2 separate regions of the Mus musculus genome follow, and region 1 is linked to region 2. Evidence: chromatin loops called from intact Hi-C (ENCODE). Cell type or tissue: left cerebral cortex. All regions are shown on one strand. Links, peaks and the distances in the headings refer to the core of each region. The heading gives the core; the rest is flanking DNA.

What was found. Peaks named below come from ENCODE experiments on the same cell type or tissue, not always from the same donor. Only the 100,000 strongest peaks of a DNase experiment are listed, where the experiment ranks them.
Region 1: it touches region 2 in a loop (1.9-fold over the local background); 3 of 42 quality-filtered maps call a loop at or near these places.

What each region holds. Positions count from the first base shown.
Region 1 is chr17:26,413,746-26,425,117 of GRCm38, reverse strand. Neurl1b (neuralized E3 ubiquitin protein ligase 1B) reads right to left here and starts at 10,259. Exons shown (of 5, transcript NM_001081656.3): 1 at 10,123-10,259. The coding sequence starts at 10,153. In left cerebral cortex, for the core only: CTCF peaks have their summits at 3,350 (motif pointing right), 4,276, 4,911 and 8,740; DNase peaks (open chromatin) are centred at 4,282, 8,185, 8,785, 9,169 and 2 more places; H3K4me3 peaks cover 953 bases; H3K27ac peaks cover 1,712 bases.
Region 2 is chr17:26,344,203-26,355,574 of GRCm38, reverse strand. No RefSeq gene overlaps it. Among named protein-coding and RNA genes, the nearest start is that of Neurl1b, 65 kb to the left of the region's middle. In left cerebral cortex, for the core only: a CTCF peak has its summit at 5,506; a DNase peak (open chromatin) is centred at 5,156; H3K27ac peaks cover 553 bases.

The DNA of each region.
Region 1 (11,372 bases), core at 1,496-9,495, 69 kb before region 2:
CAGGGCCTGTGTGGGATGTGGGGTGCGCATCCCAGTGAGTCCCAGAGAGGGCTCCCCTGCTGTCTCCTTCCCCCTAGGAGGTAGATTTAGAGCGGAAAGCAGCTCTAAGGACACACAGACTAACTGCACAGGGAGGTCAGAGGAGCTGTCCGTCAGACAGAAGAAGGACTGGCAGATGCGGTTCAGGCAGGGGAACGGGCAGCGGGGAAACCTGGGAGAGGAGAATAAGCAGACAGCATTGGGAGCTTTAGTGGAGCAGGAGGATGCAGGGGGAGCCAAGGGCTGTGTGATAAAGGGTCTTAAAGCCCAGGCAAAGATCGTCAAGAAAGCTTGGGGCTGCTTAAGAGTTTGAAGCTGGACAATGCCCCCAATGGATCTACCTCTCTGAAGAATGAAGTGCAAACTGTAAACCTCCCTTTATTCCCTGCCTGTCCAAATGGCCCAATAGAAGAGGCATGAGAAAGGCGGCATGAGAAAGGCAGCCAGGATTTTGAACATCGAGTCCAACTGCCGCACCCCCCACCCCAGTGGCTCTTCTCCAGGCAGCCCTGGCAGCTGCTCACTGATAAGGGCGGGAGCTGCCCAGGCCTGTGTTTCCCTCTCTTTGCTTTGCAGACAGCCACTCCCCCAACCTGGTGCTCTGAGCGGAGGCTTTGTGCCAGGTGAGCACCTACAGGTTCTCCTAAGAGTTGGGTGTTTGTGCCAACAGACCTACTCAGCACTTTGAAGGGTGGACATGGAACAGGAGTGAAACAGGCTCTCTAGCACACTCCTCTTCGCAGACTCACACTGCATAGCATGTCCACCCCAGGTCTCTCTAACACCCCAACCTGCAAGGAGAGCATTGCAGATGTAAGTGAGGCCATTGTGGACTTGGCACGGAAAGGGACTCTGGCTGGGGCAGGCAGAGTAGCAGTGGAAACCATCCATCAGCTGGTTACAGCCTCAAAAGAAGGTCAGCATTTGGCGGAACTCAGGACGGACAAAGGCAAAAAATCTGAAAAGGGAACGAGGTGGCTGGGAGGAGGGGGAGGGGGGGCTCCCATGGAGGAGGAGCTCCGAGGGAGGGCCTGCAGCCCTGAATGGAGCTACAGGGACACCTGCTGGAAGGCTGATCCTTCGATCCCAAGCCCACCACCCCAGAGACAGAGGTGGCTGCTACAAGCCCTGCCCCTGAAGAAGAGGACCTTGGAGAGGCAGAGGAACTGCCTAAGCCCCGGCTGACTGAGGTGGGCTGACAGTGGGATTCTAAGCAGCCATCTAAAATGGGATCAAGATGCTGTGACCACGGCCTGTGAGGAGGCTTAGCACATAGTAGGCCAGGGTGTGCTTAGTTTTGCACCGCAGGCTGGCTATTTTAGTGTCTCATAGTGCCTACTGCCCTAAGAGGTGAAGGCCTGTGCTGAGCCTGTGAGAGCCTCCTTCGTACTGGGTTCAGGCTTCCTGCAGCCAATCTATAGGTCAAAACCCATTTCATAGATGGGAAGATGAGGTCTAGAGATGGAGAGGGTCTAGCCATGGCCAGGGCACAGGTCAACCACACTTGAGCGAAAGCCCACACTTGTTTCCATGGGACAGGAAGGAGATGTTGGGTGTGAGAGGGCAACTTAGTCTTAATCCCTCATCTCAACAAATCTGGGGATGCGGATTCTTTGCCTCTAAGCATAGAGGCCACACATGGAGTCCTACTGTGTGCAGGGGTCTAACTTACTTCTGTCTCTCATTTCCAGAGCTGGAGGAGAGCAGTACCATTGTCACTCTGATCCTAAAGATGGCGAGGGGTGGGGGGGGAGTTCAGAGTGGGGAGCTAGCTTGCCCGAGGACACACAGCTTACAGGCAGCAGGACAGAGATTTGCACTAAGCACTGCCTCCAAGCCCAGGGCTCTTTCTTATACCTCTCTTGGAATTCTAGCCAAGTCCAATTGTAATTGTTGTAAGACCTTGGGTCCGGCTCCAGACATCAGTGCCCAAATCTGTCAAGAGGGAGATAGAGCCAGGCAGTGGTGGTGCACGCCTTTAATCCCAGCACTTGGGAGGCAGAGGCAGGCAGATTTCTGAGTTCGAGGCCAGCCTGGTCTACAAAGTGAGTTCCAGGACAGCCAGTGCTATACATAGAAACCCTGTCTTGAAACAAGCAAACAAACAAAACAAAAAACAAAAAAAGAGGGAGATAGAGTGAGAAGGCACAGAGCCCCCTGGTTCTGAGAACAAAGCCCCCATCTTCCGGAACAGAGTCCTATGCCACAACCGGGACACATGGAAATTCCACTCCTCCATCTTGTGCCCTTGAACACCAAGGACCTTGAAGGACAGGAAGCTCCCTTGAGGCCCAAGGAGAGGCTGTCTCCAGTGGAAAGTTACTGAGTCCAGCTTTGGAGGCACAAGGTGGAGCGTGTGCCTACCCATCCCATAAATCTATCATCCTGGGGGGCCAAGGGGAAGCGAGCACATGCCTAAGGGCCATAACTGTGGTATAAACTGGGTGGTGTTGAGGGTGCAAACAAAATGCCCTGGGCCCTCTGCCAGCCCACAGCCAGATGCCCCCACCTATCCACTTCCCCAAATGGCTTACTCATTAAAGAGCTTTTCCTACCAGTGGGAGGCAAGGTCTGAGGTAGGGTGCTACTAGGCCAGCGGAGTCCCCGTGAGAAGGAATGAGGAAGGATTAGGGTGCTTGGCGGCTGTTCACAAACACCTGCCATTGAGCTGAGCCGCATAGAGGTTGGCTGGATTAGCTGGAGAGGGTGGCTTCCCATCACCTCACTGTCCTGATCTGTAAAACGGGTCTAACTCCTACAGACCATTAAGGGGACATAAATGCAAGGGTCAGAGAGCCATAGAAAGCATTCCTGGCTCACCGGGGCACCCTATCCCAAGATCCCAGAACAGACTGTCCTCCGAGGATATATGTGACATATGGCTATGGCAAGCCACTCCAGACACAGGCATTCATTCCCTCACCCTTGCACCAGGGGCCTTGACTTGTGGAAGTCCTTCAGCACTAAAATCTGTTTCTCTCGACACAGCAGACCTCTGCCCACACTGCCCTGCATATCATGTCTGAAAGTAGTTCACAGGTCCTGGAGGCCCCAGCTGCTAATGGGGGACATTTCCAATGGGATGGCCTGTGTCTCTTCCCAGCTGCACTGCCCAGAAAGCCCCAGGACAGTGCCTATCCTCTGACTGGCTTTGGCAAAGGCTGGGATATATACTCCAGATATGGTGGCTTCTCAGGCAGAAACCCATGGTGAGCCCACCAGGAGCGTGCTCAACTTTCCATGCCTGCAGGTGGGATTCAGGACAACCAAGCAAAGAATGCAGAACTGTTAACTGAGTTAACCTGCAGGGGGCACCCTCTTCAACCCAGCAGTCCTCAGGACCATTCCTGCCCTCCAACGTGCAGAAACTGTGTGCCCCAGGGTAAGAGACTGTTTCTCTTTGTAGCAGTCTCCCACCAGTTACATGTGGCTAACAGCAGTGGCTATTAGGGCCTGTGCTGAGGCTTAAACAAGCTGCTGCCTTAGGATAGTGTTTGGCTCACACAGGCTGCTGTACGTTAGCAGTTATTATTACCCTGTGTCTGACTCCTCTGAGAACACCTGATCCGGGCTCACGGTGGAGCAGTCGGCTGGCTGGGTGAATTCATGACTCTAAGGCACAACATGAACACTTTTTTGGTCCAGAGCTAGGCACACCTGGATGGTATCATCGCCTCAGTGTGCCAGGAGAGGGTGTGGCTTGGAAGATCATGCTACCCAACTGGCTGAAGGGGATGCAGAGCACAGATGTAGGTAGATAATCTAGGACCCTGGCCGACACCGTCCATGACAGCCAGAGTGGGGACAGGATGTTCCTGCCTGACATCCAGCCTGTCAGCTTTGCCCACTGAGCTCGGGTTAGCAAAAGTGGGCCTGTGGTGCCGGCTGTGGTGTGGGTATGCAGGTTCCATTGGGCAGGCACATGCACTCTGAAAGAGGCCAGTGCGGAGCCACACCCACCTTTGTGGATGCAGAGCCCAGGGTGCTGGGAGGGGATGTTTTGCTATAGGCAAGCGGGATACAGATGAGTCACCTTCAGATGACAGAGAAGGAAAGTCCCAGGATGCTTAGGGTGGGGACAAGGGGCATCCACTTGATGATGGACAAAGGTTCCTGAGGGCAGGCCTGAGGTTGGGTGGCTCACCTGACTCTTCTCAGCCACCTAACCCAGGGCAGGTTTTATTACTGCTCTGAGTCTGTTTCCTGGTCTTGTGCCTGAGCCTCTGCTCCCACTGTCTGCCTCTAGGCTTCTGTTTTACACCCCCAGAGCACAGCACTAAATACAGACAGGAAGTACAGGCTCTTCCCTTTCCACCCAGGGAGGATGAAACAGTCTGACCTGGCCCTGGTGGGGAAGCTAGGGAGTAGATTGCACTCGGTCTGTAAAATCCTTCAACTATCACATCCCTCCCCACAAGTCACCCAGTTAGTACCGGCCCCAGACCTCCGCAGTTCTGCTCCTGTCTTCTCCCCCAACCTGGGGTCTTTGACCTTGAGCCCTCTGCCTTCAAAGTCACTTTTCCCCAGGATGGAGTACATCTCCTCCAGGAAGCACTCCCTGACTCATCTTCAGGTCTCTCTTGCCACTCACCATCACTACTGTGTCTTGCCTGGTGTCACCCACTAGAACCTGACTCCCCAAGACCAGGCTATGGTCCCTGTCCCAGATGAGTGTGCCAACTGCCCTATCAATAGCAGGTGCTCTGGAAAGGGCCTGAGAGCCTGAGACCAATGTCCATGTGCCTGAAGGGAACCTTCCAATCTAGCCCTGGATCTGAGGTTGAGACTGACCCAGCCACCTGCCAGCCAGTCCTTATGGCCCCCAGAGGCAAGGCTGGGAACTTCTTTCCCGAGTGACAGCCATGATGGTCTTCTGTCTTGCTTACCAGACCCTACTCAATTGACCCTGCCTTCCTGGGAGCTGCCCCTCATGTTCCTGCTTCCCGCTGAGGATCTGGGGTGCAGTGTGGCCTTAGCCTAAGGTCTGGGCTCCAGGCTCTGCCCTCACCTCCCCTGCAGCCAAGTGGCCTCTGTCCCCAAGGGCTGTATTCATCAGAGATACATTTGACCTGTGACATGGACATGAACGGACACTGTGGCACTTAGGAAGCCTGGGTTCAAGGCCAGTCTAGACCATACAGAGCAAGAGCCTGTCTCCAAAGAATCCTCTTGGACTGTAGAGATGGTTCCCTGGTTAAGAGAGAGCCATTACCACTCTTGCAGAAGACCAGCCTTTGGGTCCTAGCACCCATAATGGGAAGCTTATGACACCATGTTACTTCACTCTAAGGGATCTCAATGTTCCTCTGGCCTCTGTAGGCACGACACATATGTGGTACACAGACACACACACACACTCACACACACACAGCTGGAGAGACTGCTCAGCAGTTGACAGCATTTGCTGTTCCTCTAGGGGACCTGAGTTTGGTTCCCAGCACCCACACCAGACAGTTTAAAACCATGAGCTTTCCAGTTCCAGGGAACCTGACATCTGACTTCCAAGGACACCTGCACTAACGAGCACAATCTCACACACATGCATATACATAATTAAAATAATAATAAGACATCTTTACAAAATAATCCTTTTATAATGAGTGCATACTAGTATATTTTCTACGTTGTATCACTAAAGAGCATTTAGTAGCTGGAGCTGACCCATAGTAGACAGGCATGTTGGTGGCCCACCTTGGTTTGGGCCGATAGGGTAGCACTAAGCTGGTCCACTCTACAGGAAGCATGCCACCCTCTGGTCATGGCATTCAAGCCTGCACCCCATGCTGGGCACATGATAGATGTTGGTGGCCACAGAATAACTAAAGCATGAAGCCACATGGAGACCCTAAGAGCAAGCAGACACTCAGCTGGACTTCCTATCGGAAGGTAACCTCTTCCAGGAAGCATTCCTAATCACCCACAGTGAGGGGGGGGGGCAGATGAACCAGATGGGATGAAACAGAAGAAGCCCAACTTGTCTGTCCAGAACACAGACCACTTCTCCACCTTGCATCCATCCACACAGGACAGACCCCCAGCTCCTCTCCTATATCCACTGTCTGCATAGCGCAGCCCACGGCATCCTTACAGGGCCTCACCAAAGGGAACTTGCCCAGCCTACACGGCAACATGTAGGTCTCTAGGCAGTTGAAGGAACTTCTGTGGCCTTGAGAGGCTCAGCTCAGATAGAAAAGAAAATGTCAATGACCTGGGGGAAAAGAGGGGTATACATGGCCAAGAGGACAAAGGAAGCTCAACTCAGCTCCACACTGCATCTGAGAGAAGAGGGTGCAGAGAAAAGCAACTGTCACTTGTTGACCTTTTGCTGGCTATGGCAGAATAACCAAGACCGCTATCTTCCCAGGGGCTGAGAAAGACATGGCTCAGAAACACCAGCAGCTACTTGCTCTGAGAGCACCATCTCAGCAGTCAGACAGGATGCTGTGCCGCAAAGTGGCCAAGCAGCTGTAGGGCTCTGCCCAGGTTTGCTTTGTCTAGGAGGGCCTTGTTTGAGGCTGATGGGGAGAGGGGCTCTGTGGGAAGGATCATTCAAAGAAGGGGTGAGTACACCCCATCTAGACTTAGCAAGCTATGTAGTAGGTTAGGAATCCTCTCTCTGTCTCTGTCTCTCTGTGTCTGTCGTCTTTATATCTGTCTCTGACTGTCTCTCTTCCCCCTATGTATAATGCTTCTGCCCTTGACATTTCTGAGCCTTCATCTTTTATCTGTGAAATCAAAGAGAGCCCCTTTGAACACCCCAGCCTGCCATGGCAGCCCAGTGCAGTCTGGGCATAGCTTCTCAACCAAAACTCCCAGACAAGTAACAGGCTATGGAGCAGGCTTGGCCAAGCACTTGACAACTTAATGATTAAACCAAGTCTACAGTTTGAACTTAGCATCTCCTCCAAACAGTGCTACAGGTGAACCCCAGAGGTGCACAGGGAAGGGGCTAGAATGTGCTGGTTGGTACCCACCCCAACCTGGGATGGTACTCCCCCCCCAATTTCTACCCATTTATTTTCTCCTTATAAAGTTCAGGGGAAGCCCAGGGCGAGAACGCGGGGCATTAGGAACCTGATGGATCTCTGTCAGCTAAGTCCCAGCTTGGATGGAGCCTGTGTGGGCTGGCCTTACCTGGTCTCCCTGTGTGGCCCGCCTCTAAACTGGAGGGCACTATACCTTACGTTGCAGGGTTGAACTGCACCTGGGAAGGGAGGCTGACACATACAGTAGGAGCTCAACAGATGCAATATCTCCCGCTGACCCTTGCTCTCTCCTGGGTCAAGGGTATACATCAGAATATGTTGGTGCAGTTTGAGAGAGCTGCCAAGGTTATGAACACCAACCAAAGGGCACTTCCCTTTCTTTGGCATTTCCTTATTGTGCCATGTAGCACACACACCATGTGCATGGTGGAATGCCCAATAAACATTATCTAAACCATGGTGGCACTTAATAAGTGTTATCTGAGCCTCGATTGAGAGGATATCGCCTGTCAGGAGGAAAAAAAAACCAACAACAGAGAACTTTGGAGCTAAATAGACCCAGATCTCAATTCTGGCACTGCCAACTAGAGGAGCTCTGTAGGCAAGAACAAGCCATTTGACCTCCGAGAGCCTTGGTTTTTTGGTTCTTGTTTTTGTTTTCCATCCATCAAATGGGAGTAATGACTCTGCTGGAAGGGGTTGCTGGGAGGACTAAACTCATTCATTCATTCATTCCCCAAGCATCCAAACATCGACTGTGTCCTAGCCCCTACTCAACACACAACAGTGATCATACATGTGTCACACAGTGACTATGCTCAGGAGAACCATAAAGCAAAGAAAGGGGCCTGGGAGGGAATCACAATGTCAAGACTCAGTCTATAGCAGGGGCCTGAGGGAAGGGAAGGAAGAGAAGGGGCAGCTGCTCGGAGGTCAGCGTGAAACTTGCAGGCAGCCTGCTCAGAGTGTGATCAGAGTGTAGCAGCCTTCAGAGGCGTGCTTAGCTCATGCCTGCAGTCACAGATGCTGGGAGCCTGGTGAAGAACCCAGGTGCTCAGCAAACGCCAGCCCTCGATTTCCAGTCCTGTGGAATGAACTCCACCCCACACACATGTTCCTTCCCTGAGAAGGAGAGCACAGGCTTCCTCAGGGCCAGCCTGTGCCAAGTACTCCTTCAGCCAAATATGCAGGCTCCATGTGCGCTCCACCACACGGTTCTGAGGCTGCACTAGGCACTAGGTTCTGGGCCGGGCAAACCAGGGAATGAGACAATCAAGGCATGGAGTCTGTCCTCACAGAACCCCTAGAGAGTCACAAGAAGACACAGTGATGGTGCAGCACAGTCATACAAACACGAAGCCTTATGAAGGTGTCCCCATTAGGGCAGAGAGTGTAAGGTCCCTGGAAAAGGTGACCAGAGAACCTGGTGGTGAGACAAGAAAGAACAGTCCAGGTGTGAGAGGATGTAAAGATGCCAGAAGCCAATGGCAGGTGGATCTAAAAACAATATATAAGTCTTTACATTTTGGGCACCTGTTATCTGATGTGCCTCCTCACTGAGGGTAGGAGGTTCCCACACAGCATGAGGTGACCTGCCTTGACTCTGAGCCCCCAGCCTAGAGTGCTCCACCCACAGCATCAGACTCCAGGGGAATGGGCACCCCAGCAATGTGTGAGCACCTGGTGAGACAGCCTGTCCCTTGCCTTGCTCCAAGTGTGACCCACAGGTGGCAGAATGGCTTTTTAAAAAACCAACCAGAATAGCACAGGAATTCTAGTTGAGTATGTACTGTGTCTCCGTCATGGGCTTCTGTGACTGCCATCTCTGATGTGACCTCAGGTCCCTCCAGATCGGTGGCTGGGTCTCTTCAGCCTAGCAAGAAGCGGTTATCACTCTGTCTAGTACAGACCCAGGTTCCAAAGCCACCTCTGAAGCTGACCAGCCTGTGACTCCACCTGGCTGACCTTAGGAATGATCCAGTAAAAGCCACCCAGGGGCTTGTTAGTAGAAGGGGCTGTCTGTCTCCCCAGTGGTCCTTAGGTCTCAGGTTGGTCCAATCCCTTCCAGGGGAAGAGACAACTCTATTAGGATAACTGCCGGAGGAAGGGCTGTGGGGGTGTCAGAACAGAGATGGGGTGTCAGCTGGGCTGTGCTAAATCTGACCTACAGCCAACTTGCTTCTTCTCTGAACTACCCTCCCCCAACACACACACACACACACACACACACACACACAGAGAGAGAGAGAGAGAGAGAGAGAGAGAGAGAGAGAGAGAGAGAGAGAGAGAGCCTCTGCTTAAGGATGCTGCGAATGCCGAATGCCCAGTTTTATGCCCAAACACTTCTGAAGACTTGGGACACAGTGGGGGTGAGGGGCGGGGCAGACAGGCTGACAGGGCCCATGCAGTCTCCCACCACTGCCTGTCACCGGGTCATTTCTCCTGTACTGAGGTTAAACTTCTTGTGTAAAATCGGGGTGTCTTTTCTTAGGAGGACGATTCTTTGCAGACAGGCAGTGACAGCCTCGGCGCGCTGACATGTTCCACCATCACTAGGTATTTTCAGCGAGGCGTGGCGTCCCCCGGCCTCCGCACGCCCGCCCCACGCCCCTCGCCCACCGCCTTTCTCGGGTCTAGGAAATTCTAGGGCGCTTTTAACTAGGGGGCGATGCGCCCCACAGCAATGGCTCAGATGGGGCTGGGAGGGCCCCCAACAGAACGGACACCCGAACGGGGCGCAGCCGGGCGCGCGTGGGAACGCCGCCAAGAACTAGCACGTGTGCCGGGGGCGCCTGTGGACTGTACGCGGAGACCCGGGACACCCGCGCCCTGCAACCCCCCTGAAGGGTTCCGGCCGGGGGAAGCCCCGATACCTCCCTCCGGCTCGCTCATTAGCGACCTCCGGCTGGAACAAAGGCGTGGGGCGCACGGCCAAGGCCAGGAAAACCAGGAGGGGTCCGCACATCCCTGCAGGGGTGCGGCTCCGGGGCTCGGGCTCCGGCAACCAGGCTCTGGCTTGCACCCGGGCTCCGCGGCTGCGACGACCCGGGGAGGACCAGGCGCTCCGCGCCACTTCGGGGCGCGGCTCCGGGCGTACCTGGCAGGGTCCGGTGCACCGTGTTGCCCATCGCTACTCCGAGACTCGCGGCGCGGGGCTAGCTGGGCGGGCCGGGGGCCGCGGCCGGGCTGCGGGGCATTGCCGCTGCACCGGCGACCGGCGGGCGGCAGATGGGCGGCGCGGGCGGCGGCGGGAGGAGGCGGAGCCACCGGCCCGGGCGCGCCCGCCCCGCCCCCGCGCCCGCCACCAACCGTGCTTGGGCGGGGCTGGGGCCGCCGCCGCGTCTTTTGAAAGTTTGCACCGGTAGCGCGCTGGAGAGGCGGGGCTGGCCTCCTGCCCTCGTCGTTCCCGCGCGCACCGACCTTGCTCTTTTTGCCAATCGGGATGGGTCGCCGGGTGCCGAGTCCTTGTCCAGGCATTCGGCCACTTTGGGTGGTGCCTCGACTCAGGGACGACGCGCACACATGCAGGTCACGCCAGACAGTGTCAAGGGCTCCATGACAGTCCATCCAGGGTGAGATGGGGGTGGGGGGTAGGGATGGGGAACTTCTCCATCCCCTAGGCCGCATACCTAGGAGGAGAGACTTCAGTATGTAGTGGTTGTTTAGGGGGGGGGGCGGGACCCAGACTTGAGCTCACTGTGCCTTCTTCATTAAAGTACTGCCCACACCCTATGTACCAGGCCCTCTGCTGAGCCCCAGACGCAGTCCCTGCTCTCAAGGAAGAGAAAATTAGCAATCAAGATCACATAGTGGTCAAAACCAACAATAACATTGAAGTGTCAGATAGGGCCGGCTGAGGGTTTTTGAGAGAACGAGGTGGCATGTGAGGTGGGTAGTGTTGCCAGGAGGTACGAGGCGGCGGCGTTGGGGGGGGGGAGGGGGCTGAGAGGGGGAGGTGCATCCACTCCCACCGCATAAATCTTTTCTCAGAACCTTCCAGCCTTGGCTACTCTTCTATAAAAGGCCAGCTAGCCCATGCCACCCCTAGTCCAATTCACAGACTAACACACCAAGGTGGGGGAGGTGTAATGACTCTGTGAGGAGACCCAGTCCCTAACCATTACTTTCAGACTCCCATACTCAGTACTCTCGTCAGTTTAGGAAGCAGGGTTATTACCTCCACAGCACAGACAGGGTAAACCGAGGGTCAGTGGGTAGACGAGATGTCCAAACCTATCTCCCAGTGGCTGAGGGCAAGCTCCCTCTGAAACGGAGTAAAAAGAGGTGCTCAGAGGACCGCCTCCTGCCTTGGTTTCTCGTTGTCCTCAGACTCTCCTCTGTTGTTCC
Region 2 (11,372 bases), core at 1,291-9,290:
TGTGCTCAGCCACCATGAATGTGGACAGAGCTGCTCCTGTCACCTCCTTTCCCTGCTGTGACACTAGCCAACTGCAGATGAGGCCCTGTGGGAAAGTAGTCCTAGGCTGAGAGTTGGGTGATGAGGTAACCAGGTGAAAAGACAGCAGAGGAGCACAGCCGAGGAGCATTGTGGAGGAGCACTGTGGAGGAACACGGTGGAGGAGCACAGCAGAGGAGCATGGTGGAGGAGCACGGTGGAGGAACACAGTGGAGGAGCACAGCAGAGGAGCATGGTGGAGGAGCACAGTGGAGGAGCAAAGCAGAGGAACATGGTGGAGGAGCACAGTGGAGGAGCACAGTGGAGGACTGTGAGCACTTCCTCCCTTGATTAGTTCTGCCATTTGCTCTGGCTCTTAGAGCCCCTGAGGGATAAGTAACTAGACCACCTGGGCTGGAGTTTATGCTGTATGTTACCCTGGTGTTCCCACATTACCTGACGATGAATTTTCAAAGCTTGTCTACATTAATGTGGTACCAGAGTACATTCGTTCAACAAACCTGAGCTGGTCTGGGCAGAGAGCTGTGAGAGTAAAATCTCAAGCTTCCTGTTCAAGGAGCATCTTACTCAGTGCTTCTGGGGTCCCACAAAAGTCCTTCCTTTGCAGTCTCAGGACTTTTATTCACTATTTGATGCCATTCTAAGCAAAGGCACACTGCTGTTCACTTAGCCCAAATGCAATGCTCTCCTGTATGTTGCACCATTCTGGTTTTAAATGTCTACACTGAGCCTTTAACACATAAACAGTCACAAAAATGTTATGGTGACTCAACTCAGGGGTCTCAAATGGCTTCAAGAGAAAAAGCAGGCTCAAGTAACCCAGGGAGAAGAGAGGGCTGCCTGCATGGGCACAGAGCCAACCACTAGAGCAGGATGCTGTCGAGGGTTATAGGAGCCAACGCCTTATGCTGTGACCTGGGGTATATAGGACTGAGGGGTGCTGGGGACCACTCCTGCCAGCCTGTAGGTCGATATTGCCTGTCTTGGCCAGGGTGCCATCCTGGAAAGCTATGCCATGCTGATTCCTCTTCCCTGCCTGCTGCCTCCCCTTGATGCTAGTTAGTAGGAAGAATGTGGATGTAGTGTGCCTGAGCCTAGATCTTGCAGGGATGCAGTCACAACAATGGGTGCAGCAATTCTTAGCCCAGAAATGGACTGTGAGATGCCGGTAGAGGAGCACACAATGTCCCACTCTCTGTGTGCAGCTGAGTTAGAGGCTGTGGTCATGGGGCAAGCCAGGTGTGGGCCAAGGCCTTCAGATGTCACTATGAATACAAAAACTCACGGGCTCATTTAGACTTGCAGGACAAGGTGATCATGCTCATGGTGACAGACACAGGGTCCTCGTGTGATGGCACTGGTCACACACTCGTGAGGAAGCCCTGCACGATGCTCACCCCTGGACTAGTCAAATACAACTCCGGCTCTCTGTTAAATGGCAAGAATGTGTGGGTACTGGAGGTAGCATGGTTACCAGGTGCTGGCTTCTGCTGTGTAGTGGGGAAACCAGGCACCCAGGGGCTGGGCCTCGAGGAAAAGTGGCCCTAGAGCCGAGTGATATGGTGGCCAGGTAAGAGGACAGAAGAAAATCATGTCAGACAATCAGTAATGAGCCAGCTTACGGGAGCTGCTCAGAGAAGCACCCTTTCCCAGGTACTGGGCAGCCGACAGGAAAGCCCAGAAGGCTTTGCGCTATAACCCCCAGCTCCTGGTTACTGTGGCAGGAGATGCAGCTGCACAAAGACCCATCTGAGACATGTTGGGCGAGTCTGCAGTGAAGGTTTTGAAAAGTTCCTGATTCCTCCCTCCATTAATAAATGGACCCTGGGGAGATGGCTCAGTCAGTGAAGTGCTTGCCACACAAAACAAGGACCTGAGTTCAGATCCCTTCTGGACAGTCTAGCCTGTCAGTGGCATCAGGGTTCAGTGAGAGACACGGAGAGTGACCAACACATACACGCACACACACACACACCCATGATGAAAATGAATGAACTGGCTTAAACAGGGCACTTGGATTCCTCTCCTTTAGCTCTGCCAGCAGGGTCTTGTTGGGAGGACTGTTGCCCAGGTTAGAGCCAGGTCCTGTCTCAGGGCCCATCTTGTCTTTGTAGAATGCAGCTAAGGATTCCTGGCTAGGACACACAGCATACCAAACTGCCAGAAAGGTTGTAGCAGTGCCCAATCATGAAGCACGACGCACAGTTGCTGACCAGAGGCTAGAGGCTGTGCGATGTCTCGCACCACACACAAACTCAGCTTTTGAAAATGAACTCCGTGGTTTTCAGCCTCTCATGGTCCCTTCTCTCCGGTTCCAGTTCACTAGCATTTGATTCTACAGGAGAACATGTGCGTCCAGGTGGCAGGAGCCCTGCGGGGCTCGCCTGTGTTTCACTGTGGCCTGTGATTCGGTTGGAACCTGGAATCAGGGGGGTACCTGAGAGACTTGGGAGTCTGCTGGGAAGCTGCCCACCTCTGGGGGAGGAACCTCCCGATTCTTGGTTCTCTCTTTTCTCATCTGAGAAATCTTCTAGGGTTAGGCAGGGGGTAGGGAAAGAAGAAAGGGTAAGAGGAAGCAAAACTCTGCTCCACTCAGGCGTCATTGAAGCCTGCCTTTCATGAGGGTTTTGGAGTTCTTCCAGAGCACACAGCCCTGTACTCACCACTCAGTGTGGCCATGTCCTGTGGGGGCCCCTTGCGTCTTCCCTCCCCTTCCTTTGCAGCATCTGCTCCTGCAGCTTCCAACACAGCTTTGCTAGTCCTCAGCGTAGATTTAGAATAGTCTAACCTCACCTTGCTTGTCCAATAGACCTGAACTGAGCCCGTGGGGAAAGCCACCCGAGCTTTCTGTGATGGGTTGGCTCTCTGGGGTCTTTAAAGGCCTCGTGGCAAGAGATTGATCCGAGGAGAAGCACTGTAGGGAGCATGTGGAGCCTTCGGGGGATGGAACAGAGGAAGGCCTTCGGGCCACTGTAGGTACTTGAAGGTCAGTACAACATGACTTTTCTTCCCACCCTGCTCCCTTGCCATGAGGGGACTGGTTGGTCTCCACCACACACTCTTGCTGAGAAGAGCCGCCTGCCCTAGGCTGAAAGGCAGCAGAGGGAGCTGGCATAGAGCAGAACCCTCAGGACTGTAAGCTCAGATGAGCCCTTTCTCTCTACAAGCTCAGTTCATCTCAGTCCGTATGCTGGGAACAGAAACTGCCTGCAGAAGTCCTAGGTGTCTGTCAACACAGTCTTAGCGTTCTACATACCTGCTGTGTGAACACTGAGAGACCAGGGCGTGCTGGAGTGCGGGCCTTCTGGGTCAGGCAAGTCCTCTGCACTGGTTACCAAAGCGCCCATCATTGTGAAGTGAGAGACAAGCTGTTGTTGGGGAATGAGGCTGGAGTCCAGTGCCTCACCTCAGTGAGAGCAAGGAGTCTAAGCACCCAGTTGTCATTGTCATGGATTGAAAATCATTTTACACGTGGCAGAGGTAACCCCTTCATGTACAATATCCACTGTGCTGGGTTGCTTCATCTGAAACGGTCACTGTCACTCCACACTGTCCACTCAGTGACATTCAAACACTGCTACTCAGGATCTCCTGGATGCCAATGGAATCCGCTAACGTCTCCTGGCCTTCAGTAGCCTGAATCTCAAGTAAGTGTCAGACATGGAGTCCACCAGACCCTTGGTTACTTCTGGCCCCACCTCTCATCAGTTGTCTGAACTAGATATTTCACCATTCATTCTCTGCCTCAGTTTTATGTCTGTAAAAACAGTGCGTGCAGGTTGTTTGGCCAATAGGGCTAACAGGGAAATGTCTGAGAGTGCCTGAGAGTAGGCACAGGGCTCTGAGGTGACTGTGTATAAGGAGGGTCTAGCCTAGACTGCCTGCATATAACCCAGCTGGCTCCAGCGGGTATAAGCCCTCAGCTGTCTGCATGCATGATGAAGCCACGCTTACTGTGAAGGGCTTGGGCAATGGCATTTCTACCTCTCTCCTCCCCTTGGCCGTCACTGACAGTTCCTGTTGCTTAGTGTTGACCCAGTGTTTGCTCTCTACCTGGTAAGAGTGGCAGCCTTGGCCGTGCTGTGGTTTAATTCACAGCTGTGTCTAGACAACTGGTCCCCAGCTGGTGCATCTGTTTTGGGAGCCCATAGATGCTGTGGGGTATAGAGTCCAGCGGATGGAGGGAAGTCACTAGGCTGAAGCTTTGATGCTTATAGCAACTGCTGGCTGCTGTCCCAGCAGGAACCTTCCTCACCCTCCATGATGTGAGAGGACCCTACCATACTCCTGTCATCATGAACTTCACTGTGCCTTCCCACCATGATGGGCAGAGACACCTCTGAAACCATGAGCCAAAATAAATGTTTCCTCTTTGGAGTGTTCCGGTCAGGAAGGGTGTCCTAGTAAATTACCCCCGTCTGGGCGCCTTTGCAGTTTCCTGCTGATAGTGAAATGTTTCAAGTGGAATCTCTCTCTCTCTCTCTCTCTCTCTCTCTCTCTCTCTCTCTCTCTCTCTCTCTCTCTCTCTCTCTGATTTAGGCTTCCCCAAGCCATGACCTCAGCCTGAGCAACTTTCCAATCTTTTCCTGGAAGATTTCTGACCCCAGAGGGAAACTGGTCGTCTGTCCCCTCTTCATCCCTGCCTGTGTCCACACCACACTGATCCTGAAAAGGATACGAACCAGTGAGGACCCTTGACCTCTCTCCTCCACACTCCCATGTTGCCTCCCGACTCTCCAGTCACTAATTTGACTTGTGCTTGGGAGTTTACAAATAAAAATAACAGCAGAAAGGGAGGGGACTTTGCTGTGCACTATGTTCCATCACTGTCCGTTTCCTTTCTCTCCCTCCCCCATTCTCTATCCCTCTCCCTTCCCTGCCTCCCATCTTCTCCCATCCTCTCCCCTCCCCTCCTCTCCTCTCCCCTCCCCTCCCTCTCTCTCTCTCAGGTGGATGGTATCAGCAGCATCATTCTGCACGTGGCAAGCAGAGACCATAGCAAAGATAAGTCATGTGATCATGCAGCTAGAAATGGATAGAATCAAGATTTGAACTGAAGTTGTCCAATGAACGAGCTCCCCTTCCCAGTGAATGCGGCCTCTTGCCTGGTAACACATTAAGCATGCAGTTGGATGCTAGGGTGCATTCTAATTCCAGAAACACAACTCCCACACCATCCTGAAATATGTATATAAACACTAATGCTTTTCACTCTGGGAATTCGCTGGTGAGGCCCCACTGCAAAAAAAGGATGCGCTCATTTTTAAGCCTAGAAAATGTGTTTTTCCTTAACCCAAAGTATTTCTTTTGAGTTTTTTTTTTTAATCATGCCTAAAATTCCCACCATTTGTCTCTGCAATCTCATTAGGGCATTCTATCCCCAGAAGTCCCTAGTGAAGGGAAAACCCATCACTCAATACAACAGTATGAAGCTATCATTCTCAATTGTCAAAAACATTCTCCCAGGAGTCTCTTTAAGTAACAAACCTTACCCCTACGCCCTCTAGGGATAGGTGCATGGATCAGTCTTGACCAACCACAGTACTTCAGGTCCTTAGTCACTGATTTCCCTGCCAAACAGCATGTGAGCCAGCACAGGCCAGAGTTCTTCTCTGGCCCATTCTGATAGGATTTGCTAGAGAACTTCTTGCCCCTTGGGCTATGAAGATGAAAGAATCTGAGCCCACAGAACCTAAACTGGAAAGAAAGACAAAAAGAGAAAGAAGTAGGTATCTGAAGGTAGTGGTGGGTGCCTACAAACGTCCCAGGACCTGGGAGGTGGAGGCAGGGGGGTTATGAGTTCAGTACGAATCTGGGTGATGTAGTAAAGCCCTTTCTCAAAATTGAAAAAGAAAGAAAAAAATCAAAAAGAAGAGAAGGAGTGGAAAGGAAAGTTTTCTTGGTTACTTTTCTATTGCTGGAGTAAAACACCATGACCAAGGCAAATTACAAGAGAAAGAATTTAACTTGAGGGTTACGGTTTCAGAGGGTTAGGGTCCATGATGCTGGAGAAAAGATGTAGAGGCAGGAACAGCTGAGAGCTCACATCTTTTTTATTTATTTTACATATTATGAGTATACAGTGTAGCTGTACAGATAGTTTTGAGCCTGCATCTGGTTGCTGGGAAATGAATTTAGGACCTCTGCTCACTCCGGTCAACCCTGCTCGCTCTGGGGCGGAAAGATTTATTTATTACTATAAATAAGTACACTGTAGCTGTCTTCAGACACACCAGAAGAGGGTGTCAGCTCTTATTACGGGTGACTGTGAGCCACCATGTGATTGCTAGAATTTGAACTCAGGACCTTCAGAAGAACAGTCAGTGCTCTTACCCACTGAGCCATCTCTCCAGCCTGAGAGCTCACATCTTGATCTGTACATTGAAGACAGAAAGACAATGCACATGAGTCTTTGAAAGCTCAGTGCCAGTGAAACACTGCTTATCAAGTCCAGTAAAACAAGCACAGTTTTTTAAATAGTTTTATTACATGTGTATGTGAGTGTGTGTGTATGTGAGAGTGTCTGAGTGTGTGTGAGTGTATGTGTGTGTGTGTTTGTGTGAGTGAGTTGTGAGTGTGTGTGTGAGAGAATGTGTATGAGTGAGTGTGTTTGTGTGAGTGAGTTGTGTGTGAGTGTGTGTGTGTGTATATGTGTGATTATGTAAGAGCGTTTGAGTGTGTGTGCACATGAGTGAGTGTTTGTGTAAGTTGTGAGTGTGTGAGTGTGTGAGTATGTGAGAGTGTGTGTGTGTTTGTGTGTGAATGAGTATGTTTGTGTGAGTTGTGAGTGTGTGTGTGTATGTTTGTGTGAGTATATGTGTGTGTGAGTGAGTTGTGAGTGTGTGAGTGTGTGTGAGTGTGTGTGAGTGTGTATGTGTGTGTATGTGTGTGTTTGTGTGAGTGAGTTGTGAGTGTGTGTGTTTGTGTGAGTGAGTTGTGAGTGTGTGTGTTTGTGTGAGTTGTGAGTGTGTGTGTGTGTGTGTGTGTGTGTGTGTGTGTGTTTTAACACATATATGGCAGGCATGAATCTGCATGAATCACTTCTCGCCTTCCACCACGTAGATCCCAGAGATCAAACTCAGGTCATCATGTTTGGCATCAAGAGCCTTTATCCACCGAGCCACCTTTACCCACAACCCAAGTAGGTTTTAAAACAAATACATCAACTCCAGGCTTCTTTAGTGATCTTCAGTGGGACTGAAGCTCACCATTTCCTCTCTCTGAGCTTCATCAAGAAAAATTGCATAACACTTCCTCCGCCCATAAAGCCACTAGAGCCATCACACGTGCCCTGCTTCATGGTCTGTTCTAACATCCATCACATCTCCAAAGGTCCCACCTCCAACTACCTACCATCAAAGTTGGATTTAAGGAGAAGGTTCCCAGTACATGAACTTAGGGAGGCTAATAATAACCATTCTGTGAGGCATTAGGCGGAATCATGGGCCTGAAAGAAAGCCGTGTGCTCTCAGCTTCAACCCATTCTGTCCGTGGGAACCACGGCAAGCATTGTCAGCAACTTTGTTGTTCAGGGTCCAGCCACCCACAGCCAACCACAATCCCCAAATATCTAATGGGAAATTCAGAAATAGAAAATAATGTTTTAAACTGCAAGGTCATGCAATTCATAAAGCAAAATCTCCCAGCTAAAAATGGAGCCAGTTTTTTGTCTGGTGTTACCTGATCTCTACCTTCTACTCTCCTGTTGGCCATGCAGCTGCCATCTTGCAGCAGTAGCAGCAGCAGCTCCTTATTGATGAGTTGGCTGATCTTAGGCTACAGCAGAGCCCACCACCAACTCGTGCAGCAGGAAGTGTATCTGGCCTGCTATGTGACTGAAGCTGTCATCCTGTTATGCTAACAGCTGTTTGAGTTACAGAAACCTCAGGAGGTCTGGACAGTGTCCACCCAAGACAGCTGACCCTCGTGACATCTGTGGTCTGCTATTGAAAATATGAGTACACTGTAGCTGTCTTCAGACACATCAGAAGAGGGCATTGGTTCCCATTACAGGTGATTGTGAGCCACCATGTGGTTGCTAGGAATTGAACTCATGACCTTCGGAAGAGCAGTCAGTGCTCTTAACTGCTGAGTCATCTCTCCAGCCCATAATCCATGATTTTTAAATATCTACCATAAGTTGTTGCACTTACCTGTGTATCTTGGCTCTAAGAGCACTGGCTGCTCTTCCAAAGGCCATCTTCCCAGCCCTAAGGGGCTCTTCTTTAGGGGCTCCTGGGTGGCCCCAGGAAAAAGGTTGGACTTTGGGCCTCAGCACTCCACCTTCTCTGCAGCTGATCTTCCCTGCTCCAGTACTTTGTCCAGTGACCTAACTGACTTATGTTTCTTTGTTTGTTTGCTTGGTTGGTTTGGTTTGGTTTACGAGGGGGATTGAGTAGACTGGAATCCAGAAACAATCCTGGTTATTAAAACCACTGTGATAGTTAGGGTTGATTGTCAACTTGACACAATGTAAACTAAAGAGGGAGAGGGCTTCTGGCCACCCTCGTGGGCGTTATCTTGATTAAGTTGATTGATACAAAGACTCAACTGTGAGTGGTGCCATTCCCTAGGCAGGGAGCCCTGGACTGTAGAAAACAGAGGAAGCAAGCTGAGAACCAGCACCCGGTGCATCTAGTCCTGGCTGTGGGTGTGATGTGAATGGCTGCCTCTGGCTCCTCGCCTTCCCCCCCACTCCCACCCCTTAACCCCCATGGTGATGAACTGTACCTCCGCCTATGAACCAGAATAAATCCTTTCTCCCTTAAGCTTCTTTAGTCAGGGCATCTTATTACAGCACCAAGAAAAGAAAGTTTTCCACTGAGAACCCTCACCAGGGATCTGATGGTTGAACTAGTCTGGGTTACATAGGAGAGTAGAAAGCAGAAAATCTCCCTCCAAACTCACTGCTCAGAGAGGCCAGTCACCCTTCAAATCTCTCTGTAGGTTTGCACTAAAGTTTATAGATGCATGTGAGCTGGCAGATGCAAGCCACTTTGTGTGTTGTGAGGTCTCTTATCGTCATCTAGAACAGGCCTGTGGTGGGTTTCCAGTGCTTGTGCCTACTGCCACGCCTGGCTCGGCTGTCTTTTTTTACGGGTGATCTGTTGAATCTCCTCAGCCACCGTGTGAAGTAGTTATGACAGTTCTCGTCACGGTTGGGGAAACTGAGGTGTGAAGAGATTAAAATAAGTCACTCAAAGGATCTGTGTGACAAGTTCCACAGACTGAGGCGATTGACCTCAAAAGGGGGAGGCCTCCTGGAACCGGTTGTGGAACTCTTCGCCGGAGAAAAAAATATTGAGTGGTAGTTCTCATGGCAATGTTTTGTTTTCTCTTATTTCTTTTCTTATTTACATGTTCCTGGTAGCCTAGGCCAAGATCTTAAGTGAGAATAATGGGTAAGAAACCATCCCTAGAGATGGGGCCACTAGCATGACCTTATCCTCAGGGAAACCAATGCTTTACTTTCTAAATCATTTACAAAACTAGTATGGAGCTGGGCATGGTGGCACACATCTTTAATCCCAGCACTTGGGGAGCAGAAACAGGTGGATTTCTGAGTTGGAGGCCAGCCTGGTCTACAGAGTGAGTTCCAGGACAGCCAGGGCTACACAGAGAAACCCTGTCTCAAAAAACCACAAACAAAAACAAAAACAAAAAACAAAAAAACAAACAAAAAAAACTAGTATGATAAAAACTTTCCCAACAATAAAATTTCATATGGCTACATTGTGTCATCGGTGGTAGATTTTGATATATGGTAAAGAAAGCCTTAATTAGAAAGAATTAAAATAGTTTAAATTTAAACATTGAAGAAAAAAATCAGGCACTAGATGTTAAGTAATAACTGACCACGGGGCTGGAGAGTTCAGCGGTTAAGAGCACTGACCGTTAAAGATTTATTAACCTGCTCCTGGAAATAAGCCACTAGCCTTGGACAACAGCCCCCGCTGAATACATCCTCTTAGAATTGTTGTATTTTGATGATTTATAACGATGTTACCTGTTCTGTTTGTGATTCACTGAATACGTAGTTTCAGGGTTGTAATGCTTGGATGATTTTTGTGTTTTACTGTGCCAAATGATTTTTGTTGGTATCTGTGATTGTTTCACTGGATATAGTTTCTAAGAGATGTAATGTTTGGTTTTTTAATGTATAGAATCCCCTGCTTGAGAACTGCAAAACACACTCAGATTCATACTGCCTCTGTATTTGTTTCGTTTGTCACCACCGAATCCTTACCCACCTAGCTTCGAGAACCCTTCTTTCAGAGACCCCCATACCTGACTGGGGTCGTCCGTGACAGCTGGCGCCTGAATGTGGGACTCGAAGCAGGTAAGCTTTCTCTCTACATTTTTTCAAAATTCTTTTTCAGTAAAGGATAGGATTTCATCAAGAGTGCTGCAGACTCCTCTCTAGAGAAACATCGAGTTAGGACGACAAGAACGTGAGCCAGGCATGGTGGCGCACGCCTTTAATCCCAGCACTCGGGAGGCAGAGGCAGGCAGATTTCTGAGTTCGAGGCAAGCCTGGTCTACAAAGTGAGTTCCAGGACAGCCAGGGCTATACAGAGAAACCCTGTCTCAGAAAAAAAAAAAAAAGACAACAAGAACGTAAAAATCATGGGGCATTCACAGTCCAAAAACAGAGGCTTGTTCCTGGCAGTATTGAGTCATATGCTAGAAAGTAGAGGTGTTACAACCTCAAAGAGTTTGGCAGCATTTTATGACTTTGTACTGAGTGTCAGTCCATGCTTCCCAGAGGAAGGAAGCTTGTCTTTAGAAAACTGGAAAAAGGTAAGACTAGAGATGAGGAGAGTTCATGAATGTCATGGCCCTACACAGGTCTCGGTTCAAGCATTCTCATCATCAAATTAGAGACCTCCTTTCAGAAAAACCAGAAATGGAATCCTTTGCAGAAGAGGCACCCTCCTCTGACGACACAAACTAAGTCATATAATACTTCGTCGCCTACCGCTAATCTCCTGAAGGTACAGCCAGGAGATGACTGGGTAAGTGATGCGGAACAACAAGAGCTGGATAATGAAGCAGAGGAGTATGATCTTGTTAAAGAAGGGGATTGTTTTCATGATAAAATTCTCCTAAGACAGAAATAAATGACACCTTTGCCTTAGTTGCCACCCCTCCTGCTTTTAAAACAAGATCAGTCAAGCTCGAAAGGAAAATGCCGACTGATAGGGGATTCTTAGGGGCCATGAAAGAAGCCAGGAGAAAGGGAGATTTGGACTTTTGCTTCCCAGTAACAAATTTTGAAGGGGAGACACCCCAATGGGAACCTCTTCCTTTAACAACTCTTAAAGAACTAGAGT